2 separate regions of the Homo sapiens genome follow, and region 2 is linked to region 1. Evidence: read pairs that join two places in POLR2A ChIA-PET (ENCODE). Cell type or tissue: PC-9. All regions are shown on one strand.

The links. ChIA-PET counts read pairs that join two places held together with the same protein. Peaks named below come from ENCODE experiments on the same cell type or tissue, not always from the same donor. Only the 100,000 strongest peaks of a DNase experiment are listed, where the experiment ranks them.
Region 2: POLR2A ChIA-PET joins it to region 1 with 12 read pairs; 2 of 35 experiments call an interaction of 5 or more read pairs at or near these places.

What each region holds. Positions count from the first base shown.
Region 1 is chr6:107,382,169-107,387,168 of GRCh38, forward strand. All of the region lies in intron 1 of PDSS2 (decaprenyl diphosphate synthase subunit 2), which reads right to left. Among named protein-coding and RNA genes, the nearest start is that of PDSS2, 75 kb to the right of the region's middle. In PC-9, no CTCF peak of the experiment used is centred here; no DNase peak of the experiment used is centred here.
Region 2 is chr6:107,141,738-107,146,737 of GRCh38, forward strand. No RefSeq gene overlaps it. Among named protein-coding and RNA genes, the nearest start is that of BEND3, 29 kb to the left of the region's middle. In PC-9, no CTCF peak of the experiment used is centred here; a DNase peak (open chromatin) is centred at 3,124.

The sequences.
Region 1 (5,000 bases):
GTGTATTCACTGTTATATCCCCTACACCTTTTATAATGTCAGGTGCGGGAGGTAAACAAAAATGGCTGAAAAGCTAATACTTTTTTCTTTCCTTTTTTTTGGCCGTGAACCACCACCACCACCACCATAATAATTAAAGTCTTGAACCCAAGAATTGTTAGTGAGGGCACAAATTAGAACACTCTGAAAATATTAAAGAGCAAGAATTAAACACTGGTGACCAAAAGGATATGGGCAATGGGGAAAAGTAAAAGCAGGAATCTTTTACAGTATTTCAAAAATTACCATAAAACTACAGCAATAAAGACAGTATAATAATGGCATAAGGGACAGACAAACAGATCAACAGAATAGATTTGAGAGTCCAGAAATAAAAACTTATATTTGGTCAGGTGCAATGGCTCATGCCTGTAATTCTAGCACTTTGGAAGACCAAGAACGGGAGGATCACTTGAGCCCAGGAGTTCAAGACTAGCCTGGACAACATAGTGAGACTCCCTCTCTACAAAAAATAAAAAATTAGCTGGGCATGGCAGCACACACCTGTAGTCCCTACTGCTTGGGAGGCTGCGGTGAGAGGATCATTTGAGCTTAGGATGTCGAGGCTACAGTGAGCCATGATTGTACCACTGTACCCCATCCTGAGTGACACAGCAAGACTCTGTCTCCAAAACAAAAAACAAAAAAACCTTAAATTTATGGTCAGTTGATTTTTGACAAAGACGCAGAGTTCAATCAACAGGGAAAATAATATTTCCAATAAATGGTATGGGGACAACTGGGTAGCCACATGCAAAAAAATAAAGTTGGACCCTTAACTCATACCATATACAAAAATTAACTCAAAACAGGGCTGGGTGCAGTGGCTCACATCTGTAATCCCAACACTTTGGGAGGCCGAGGCAGGCAGATCATTTGAGGCCAGAAGTTCAAGACCAGCCTGGCCAACCTGGTAAAACCCCCATCTCTACTAAAAAAAAATTAGCCAGGCATGGTGGTGTGCGCCTGTAATCCCAGCTACTAAGGAGGCCAAGGCAGGAGAATCATTTGAACCCAGGAGGCGGAGGCTGCAGTGAGCCGAGATCATACCACTGTACTCCAGCCTGGGTGACAGAGTGAGACTCCATCTCAAAAAAAAAAAAAAAAAAAAAAAAAAAATCAATTCAAAATAGATCATAGATCTAAATATAAGAAGGAAAACTGTAAAATGCTATTTTCTACATAAAAGTAAATCTTCATAAGATTAAGATGCTCTTAGACACAGCATGAGAAACAAAATAAAAATTAGATAAAGTGGACTTCATCAAAATTAAAAATTTTGTGTATCAAAGGACACCATCAAGAAGGTGAAAAAAACCACCCACAGAATGGGAGAAAATATTTGCAAACCATGCCTCTGAGAAGGGACTTGTATCTAGATACAAATAAAGAAACTTTCAACTCAACAATAAAAAGAAAAATAACCCAGTTAAAAAATGGGCAAAGATATACAAATGGGCAACAAGGACATGAAAAGATGTTCAATGTCATAAGCCATTAAAGAAATGCAAATCAAAGCCACAATGACACCAATTTACACCCATTAGGATGGCTAAAATGAAAAAGACCAACAATAGCAATTGTTGATGAAGATGTGGAGAAATGGAACCTTCATTCATTAATGGGATTTTAAAATCATACAGCCAGTTTTGAAAAGTTTAAAAAGGTAAAACAAAGTTACTATGTGACTCAGCAATTCTACTCTACATATACACCAAAGAGAAATGAAAACATGTATTCACACAAGAACTTGTAAACTAATGCAACAGAAGCATTTTCATAACAGCCCAAAAGTAGAACCAACCCAAATATCCATTAGCTAATCAACTGTTACACAAAATGTGGTATATATTCATACACTAGAATATTATTTTGTTATAAAAAGAAATGAAGTACAACATAGACGAACCCTGAAGATATTACACAAAGTGAAAGAAGCCAGGCAGAAATGGACAAATATTCCATAATTTCATGTATATGAAACATCCAGAGTAGGCAAATCCATAAAGACAGAACTAGGGGTAGTGGGTAAATAGGTGGTGATAATTAACAGGTACCGAGGTTTTTTTGAGGGGAGTGGTAGAAATGTCCTAAAATTAGATAGTGGTAATGGTTGCACAACTCTGTAAATACACTAAAACCCACTAAACTGGCTGGGCGCGGTGGCTCACGCCTGTAATCCCAGCACTTTGGGAGGCCAAGGTGGTTGGATCACCTGAAGTCAGGAGTTCGAGACCAGCCTGGCCAACATGGTGAAACCCTGTTTCTATTAAAAATACAAAAATTAGCAGGGCATGGTGGCGGGCGCCTGTAATCTCAGCTACTCAGGAGGCTGAGGCAGGAGAATTGCTGGAACCCGGGAGGCAGAGGTTGCAGTGAGTCGAGATCACGCTATTGCATTCCAGTCCAGCCAACAAAAGTGAGACTCTGTCTCAAAACCAAAAAAAAACACAAAAAAACAAAAAAAACCCACTAAACTGTATACTTAAAGAGGGTGAATTTTATGGTATGTAAATTGTATCTAAATAAAGTTGTTATTAATATTAACACACACACACTCACACTCACACAACTTGTAGACTTTTGAATAGATCATTCTCCCCCTGGTGCTTTCCGTCTGACTGATGCAAAATTCTCAATTTCCGCAAATAAAAACACAAAAACTGTCCAAAATTTATATAGGTCTGAAAGTTAATTTAAGGAATTATTAGAATATAAAGTCCTTGAAGGCTACAAAAATATCATAGTTCTACTTCCCTTCTTCATACTATTTTATACACAGTAAGTGCTCAATAAATGTCTGCTCAAATGAATCTTCAAAAAGAGATTAGGGAGCTTAAATGTTCAGAAAGAAGTACTTTTATAGCAAGGCTTTCCAGGTGAATACTGACCTCTGAATTTCATCTCTTTATTTAGTCTTTGGCCAGTTTCTTTAGGAAGAGAGATCTGAGAAATCTTTAGAACATGACCGTAATATAGAAGATACTATAATTAACCTTCCTGCATTTTTAAATTAAAAACATCCTTCTGCCTATAGTCCCAGGTACTCAGAAGGCTGAGGCAGGAGAACTGTTTGAGCCCAGGAGTTTGAATCCAGCCTGTGAAACATAGCAAGATCCCTGTCTCTTAAAAAAAAAAAAAAATCTTCATACAGAAAACCTCTATAGCAGAGTTAATACAAAACACAAAAAACATCCTGTTATCCTCTTGGATCAGGGAATGAGGTACGCTGGTTAATACCAATTGACTACATACAGATTAGTACTTACTAAATGAATGGGAACAAAATCACAACAAGATCACAATCTTTCATGGATAAATCAGAAAACATTTGGATATGTTACACTGCCTTAGGGTCATTGTTATAATCAACTATCATTATTTACTATGTTGGACTGCTTTTGCCCATGTACTCAGTAAGGAAGTTTCAGTTGAAGTAATACTAGGCAGACCAACTTTTACCACAGGACATTAAAACCAAGAGAACTGACAGCTCAACCCTAAAAGCTGAACATCTTTTTTTTTCTCTCTCTTTTTTTTTTTAAATAAAATAGGCAATTCACCTGTCTGGATCTTTCCTCAAATCTGTTTCCAGGTCCTGCAAAGTTTACCTTTAAAAAAGCATGATTGTACATGAGCAAAAATACATGGCCTAAATATGTGTCAGGCTTGCTTACTGGAAGAAGGGATATAATTTCCAGAAAAATACAGTAACATGTCTATAGAAAAATCATATGTAGGATGTAAAGCTCTTACAAATTAACTGTTAAGTAAACAGAATTTCTGCCTTAGAACTTCATTAACTATGTTAAATGAAGGTAAGTTTAGCCTCCCTTTCCTCATCCTCTTTATTCTCTAGTGTGTCCTCTAAAAAGGCATCTTTGAGAAAGGAAGCTACAAATTTTTGTCCTTAAAAGTCAACTCAAACACATTTAAAGAAACTAAGATTGTATTAATTATTTAATAGTTATGTATATTCACTAGGCAAAGAATCTGGCACTGAAAAAAATGATCCACTTTTCTTCTGGGTTCCCATATACAGGAATCAAAATAATTTACAAAGATTTGTACAATGAGGAACAGTGGACTCAAAAATTCAAACTTTGTGATATTAAAAAGTAACTTCATGTTTATTAGATGTAAATAGTTTTACATTGTATATGTCATTTTCTAAAAAAAAAAAAAACAAAAATTGACAATTGGATCCTATATTTAAGTGTTATCTGAACATGTCACAGAACAATGTTCTAAGGCTCACAGCAGGATTAGGCTTACATTTAAATCACTGACATTATTTGGTAATTATTCATCTTGGATAAAATCTAATCTGACCATTCATGTCATAAAACCAGAGTCCACAAAGTTGGAAGGTATCCAAGAACTCACTAGTGCAATCTCCTCATTTCATAAAAGAACAAAGTAGGGCCAATCGAAGTTAAATAATTTGCCCCAAATGCCCAAAGATCTCAGGATTAGGGTACAGCAGACTGCAAGCTATACTACTTTATCAATGAAGCTAACTAAATCCCATTTGACCAGAAATAAATATTTTCCAAAGGCTTAATCAATTTTGTTCTTTCATCAGAGTTTGGAGGAAAATATAAAGATCACCTAGCAATCACTTTTAGTAATATGAGAAACCTTCAAAATATTTCTCTAGTACATAAAACAATGCAAAATTAAAGAAACCACAGAAGTCCAAAGCTAGGGTTGTCCCAGCTATCCTTCTCCAATAGCAACAAGATGCACAAGAATGTTACATCTAAATTTGACTTAAGGAAAGGAAAATCACATACAGAGCAACAGAATAACTTAATCCACAAGCTGCTTCCTTCTCAAATAAGTCTGAAGGGTTTGTCCATTTTTCCACCAACCTGTTGCACTCTGCTTTGGTATTTCTCCACCATTGCGGTCCACACATTCCCAAGGAGGGTCTGACTACTTAGACCTTGACATCTGGA
Region 2 (5,000 bases), 240 kb before region 1:
ATTTGCAGAAATCGTTATATTTTTATAGGATGCAATAATTGGGTTTTCAAGCTTTTTTTTTTTTTTTTTTTTTTTTTGCTATGGTTGTGAAGCAACTACGACACAGATTTAATGCTGCTACTCATCCAGATGACAGTGAGGTGAGGGGACTAGGGACAATTTTTTCTTCTCACACATTTGTTTTTAGCCATCTATATTTGCCTCAGTGTCTTGATACCATGGCGATAACTTAGCAACAGCTAGATACAAATTAAGGTAATCTGTCATACCAGCCTCTGATCATCAAAAGTTGGGAGGTAGGACACTGGGAAGAAAAATATAGATGTTTAATGGCTTAAGAAAAAAAAAGCTTGATCTCTCTGCTACCTGCTCTTGTCCATTTCTTCATCTCACTTTCATATATATCTGAAAAAAGAGATGACAATCTAAAAAAATTCCCAACCAACCCCAGTGTTAAAATTAATTAGATAAAATGAAATTTAAAGATTTCTTAAATAGGGGAAAAACAATACACGTTATCCTTTCTTGAACAGGAACTAATGATCACAAAGGTACAAAAAAAGTGCAGTGGCACGGTCTTGGCTCACTGAAATCTCTGCCTCCCATGTTCAAGCGATTCTCTTGTGTCAGCCTCCCGAGTAGCTGGGATTACAGCCATGCGCCACCATGCTGGCTAATTTTTGTATTTTCAGTAGAGTTGGGGTTTCACCATGTTGGCCAGGCTGGTCTCGAACTCCTGACCTGAGGGCATCGTCCAGCCTTGCCCTCCCAAAGTGTTGGGATTACAGGTGTGGGCCACCATGCCCAGCCCATAAAAAGTGTTTTGCAAAGACATTTCAAAGAGATTTTTCCATACTAATGGACATTCAATTTCTGTTGATGGTTGTTAGGAGGACAAAGTTACATAAAATATAAATACCTTTGGACTAGCAGACTTGTATGACATAATGGATTCTGCCATTTTAAAAGTCAACATACCATATAATGCCTTTCCCTATCTTTATCATAATTTATGTGCAAATCAGAGAAAGTAAAATAATTTAAAAGGAAGAATATAACATTTGGAAAGTAAATAAAATCTTGATTTTCAGGGCTACTGATTTTATTTCAAATACTTACCTAGAAAATGGTAAAATACAGCCAGGCGAGGTGGCTCACCCTTGTAATCCCAGCACTTTGGGAAGCCGAGGTGGGCGGATCACTTGAGGACAGGAGTTCAAGACCAGCTTGGCCAACATGGTGAAACCTCGTCTCTACCAGTTGAACAGAGATGGCTGCCCAACTTGTGTGCTGGCTCAGACGTGTGAATAGTGGCTCCCTGGAGTGCTGTGTTGAGGATTCTGAGGCTGAATGCAGTGGCCCTTGCCTGTAATCCTAGCACTTTCGGAGGCCAAAGGGGGACGCTTGAGCCCAGGAGTTTGAGACCAGCCTGGGTGCCATAGTGAGATCCCCATCTCAAATAAATAAAAAAATAAAGAGAGGATTCTGAGGGTTGGTAGGAAAAGGGCTGTGAATGATGAGTAAATGTCTGCTAGGACTGGGAGGGAGACTAGCGGGTAAAAGACTTGTTAAGTGAAATAGGGGGGTGATGGATAGGAAGGAGGGTGAGCCCAGAGCACCCGAAAATACTTTAAATTTATTTTGTCTTACATGTGATATTAAAATGAATCCGAATCTTATGTTCAACTCCATAATATATGCTTGGAATGCCACAAAAGTTTTGAAAAATCATTTGTAGTTAAAGTACCTAATTTTAACTTTGTGGAAGAAAAATGTTGCTAGACAATGTGCACGCTCCTTTTGTGGCTTCCACAGCACCTGGCAGGGTGCTGCATATCCTTAGGGTCTCTAGCCCCCATTTAGTGAAGCCCACACCTAGGGAATCATAGAAATAAAAATGTTTAAATCTGTGTATGATAATGTAAGTTCAGAGAAGTAACTTTTTTTTTTTTTTTTTTTTTTTTTTGGAGACAGGGTCTTTCTCTGTCACCCTGGCTGGAGTGCAGTGGTGCAATCTTGGCTCACTGCAGCCTCTGCCTCCCGGCTCAAGTGATTCTCCTGCCTCAGCCTCCCGAGTAGCTGGGACTACAGGCACACGCCACCACACCTGGCTAATTTTTGTATTTTTAGTAGAGATAGGGTTTCATCATGTTGGCCAGGCTGGCCTCGAACTCCTGACCTCAGGTGATCCGCCTGCCTTGGCCTCCCAAAATGCTGGGATTACAGGTGTGAGCCACTGCACCCGGCCCAGAGAAGTAACTGGATTGTCAATGGCAGAGCTGGGATCTGAAGACTGCAACTCCCACCCTTTTTGTTTTGTTTTTAGAGATGGGGTCTCATCATGTTGCCCAGGCAGATCTTGAACTGCCAAGTGATCCTCCCACCTTGGCCCCCTAAAGTGTTGGGATCACAGGCATGAGTCACCATGCCTGGCCACAGCCTAATTTCTTAACAAAGACTGTCTATGTTCTTCCAAAGTCCAGTACCAGGGTTCCTTGAGATTTAAGATTTGGCATTAAATTCATGATCTGAAAAAGGACTTTGTGGCCACAGAGGACAATACAGTAACTATTGAGTTGGCAATTTCAGTATTGTTGTTAAAAATAACAACAACATAGTTTCTGTTTGGGGTGATGAAAAAGTTTTAGAAAAAGATAGTGATGATGGTTGCACAACAGTGTGAATGTAGTTAATGCCACTGAATTGTACACTTAAAATAACAAAAATGAATCATTTATGCTATATATATTTTACCAAATAAAAAAAGTAAAAAAGTAAAAAATGATGGATTGGGAGTCTCTGAGCCTACTCTGGCTTGGGAGGCTGCCTGGAAAAAAAAAAAAAGAAAAAAGATGGATCATGGAAAATTAGATTAATTAAGGTAACAATTTTCCAAAATTTGATCTATATATTGAATACAATCCCTACCAAAATCCCAAAATACCAGCAGGCTCCATTTTTTTTTTTTTTTTTTTTTTGGTAGAAATTGACAAGCGGATCCTAAAATTTTTATGGAACTGCAAAGAACCCAAAGTAGCCAAAACAATTTTGAAAAAATTCCCTAGGGGGAAATCTGAATAAGACTGATAGATTTTATCAATGTCAACATCCTGGTTGGAATATCATATTACAGTTTTGCAAGATGTTACCATTGGGTGAAACTGTAAAGAGTACTATATTATTTCTTTCTTCTTTTTTTTTTTTTTTTTTTTGAGACGAAGTCTTGCTCTGTCACCCAGGTAGGAGTGCCTCAGCCTCAGCCTCCAGAGTAGCTGGGATTACAGGCATGCGCCACCAGGCCCGGCTAATTTTTGTATTTTAGTAGAGACCAGGTTTCACCATGTTGGTCAGGCTGGTCTCAAACTCCTGACCTCAAGTAATCCTCCTGCCTCAGCCTCCCAAAGTGTTGAGATTACAGGCGTGAGCCACTGCACCCGGCCTTTTTTTTTTTTTTGAGACAGGGATTCACTCCGTCGCTCAGGCTGGAGTGCAGTGGTGTGATCTCGGCTCACTGCAACCTCTGCCTCCCGGTTTCAAGTGATTCGTCTGCCTCAGCCTCCTGAGTAGCTGGGATTATAGGCATGTGCCACCATGCCTGGCTAATTTTTGTATTTTTAGTAGAGATGGGGTTTCACCATGTTGGCAGGGCTGGTTTTGAACTCCTGACCTTAAGTGATCCAGCACGCCTGGCCGGACAACAGGCAATTTCTAAAACATTAAACATAAATGTATCATGTGACCCAGCAATCTTACTCCTGGAGATCTACCCAAGAGAAATAAAACATTTGTCTGCACAAAGACTTATACTTGAATGTTCCCATTATTCAGAATAGGTAAAAGAGGCAATCCACATGTGAATCAACTGGCCAATATGTCTTATATCCATACAATGGAATACTATTTAGCAATAAAAAGGGAGGAAATAATGATACATGAGACAACGTGGATAAAACTCAAATACATTATGCTAAGTGATAGAGAACTAGATGCAAAAGACTATGTATTCTATAATTCTATTTATAGATAATGTCTGGAAAAGGCAAATCTATAGAGACAGAGGGTAGATTGGTGGCTGAACAGAATTAAAGGTGGGAGTAGGAGTTGACTACAAATGGACACAAAGGATCTTTTTTTTTTTAATTTTTTGTTTTTTTTTTTAGAGATGGGGTCTCACTATGCTGCCCAAGCTGGTCTTGAACTCCTGAGCCCAAGTGATCCTCTCATCTTGGCTTCCTAAAGTGCTGGAATTACAGGCGTGAGCCACCGTGCCTGGTCTCTTTTGGTTTTGGAACTGGATTGTGGTGATAATTGCACATCTTTGTAAATTTACCAAAACATCATTGAATGGTACAATTAAAATAGGCGAATTTTATGGTGTATAAACTTACTTCAATACAGCTATTTTTTTTTTTTTTTGAGATGGAGTCTTGCTCTGTTGCCCAGGCTGGAGTGCAGTGGTGCAATCTCGGCTCACTGCAAGCTCCACTTCCCGGGTTCACGCCATTCTCCTGCCTCAGCCTCCCGAGTAGCTGGGACTACAGGCGCCCGCCACCACTCCCAGCTAATTTTTTTGTATTTTTTAGTAGAGATGGGGTTTCACCATGTTAGCCAGGATGGTCTCGATCTCCTGACCTCGTGATCTGCCTGCCTCAGCCTCCCAAAGTGCTGGGATTACAGGCGTGAGCCACCGCGCCCGGCCCTAATACAGCTATTTTTTAAAAAGAATGCAATTAAAGCAGTTCTAATCTTCAAAAAAATAGGAAGAAAGGAAAGAAAATCATGGTATAGAACTGCATAAATAACTAGAAATTAGGAAGCTCACAACAAATTGGTCATACTCTATATATGCCAGTGGATTTAAGTTAGGAATATTCTATCTGTAGTGGCCTTAAAACTATAGCCTTTGAGAGCTCTGATGCAAGGTGGGGTGAGCTAAAGGAGGGGTACATTCCACTATCAGTTCTGGCCTCTTACCAGGTGACACCTCTTGTTAAGTCACC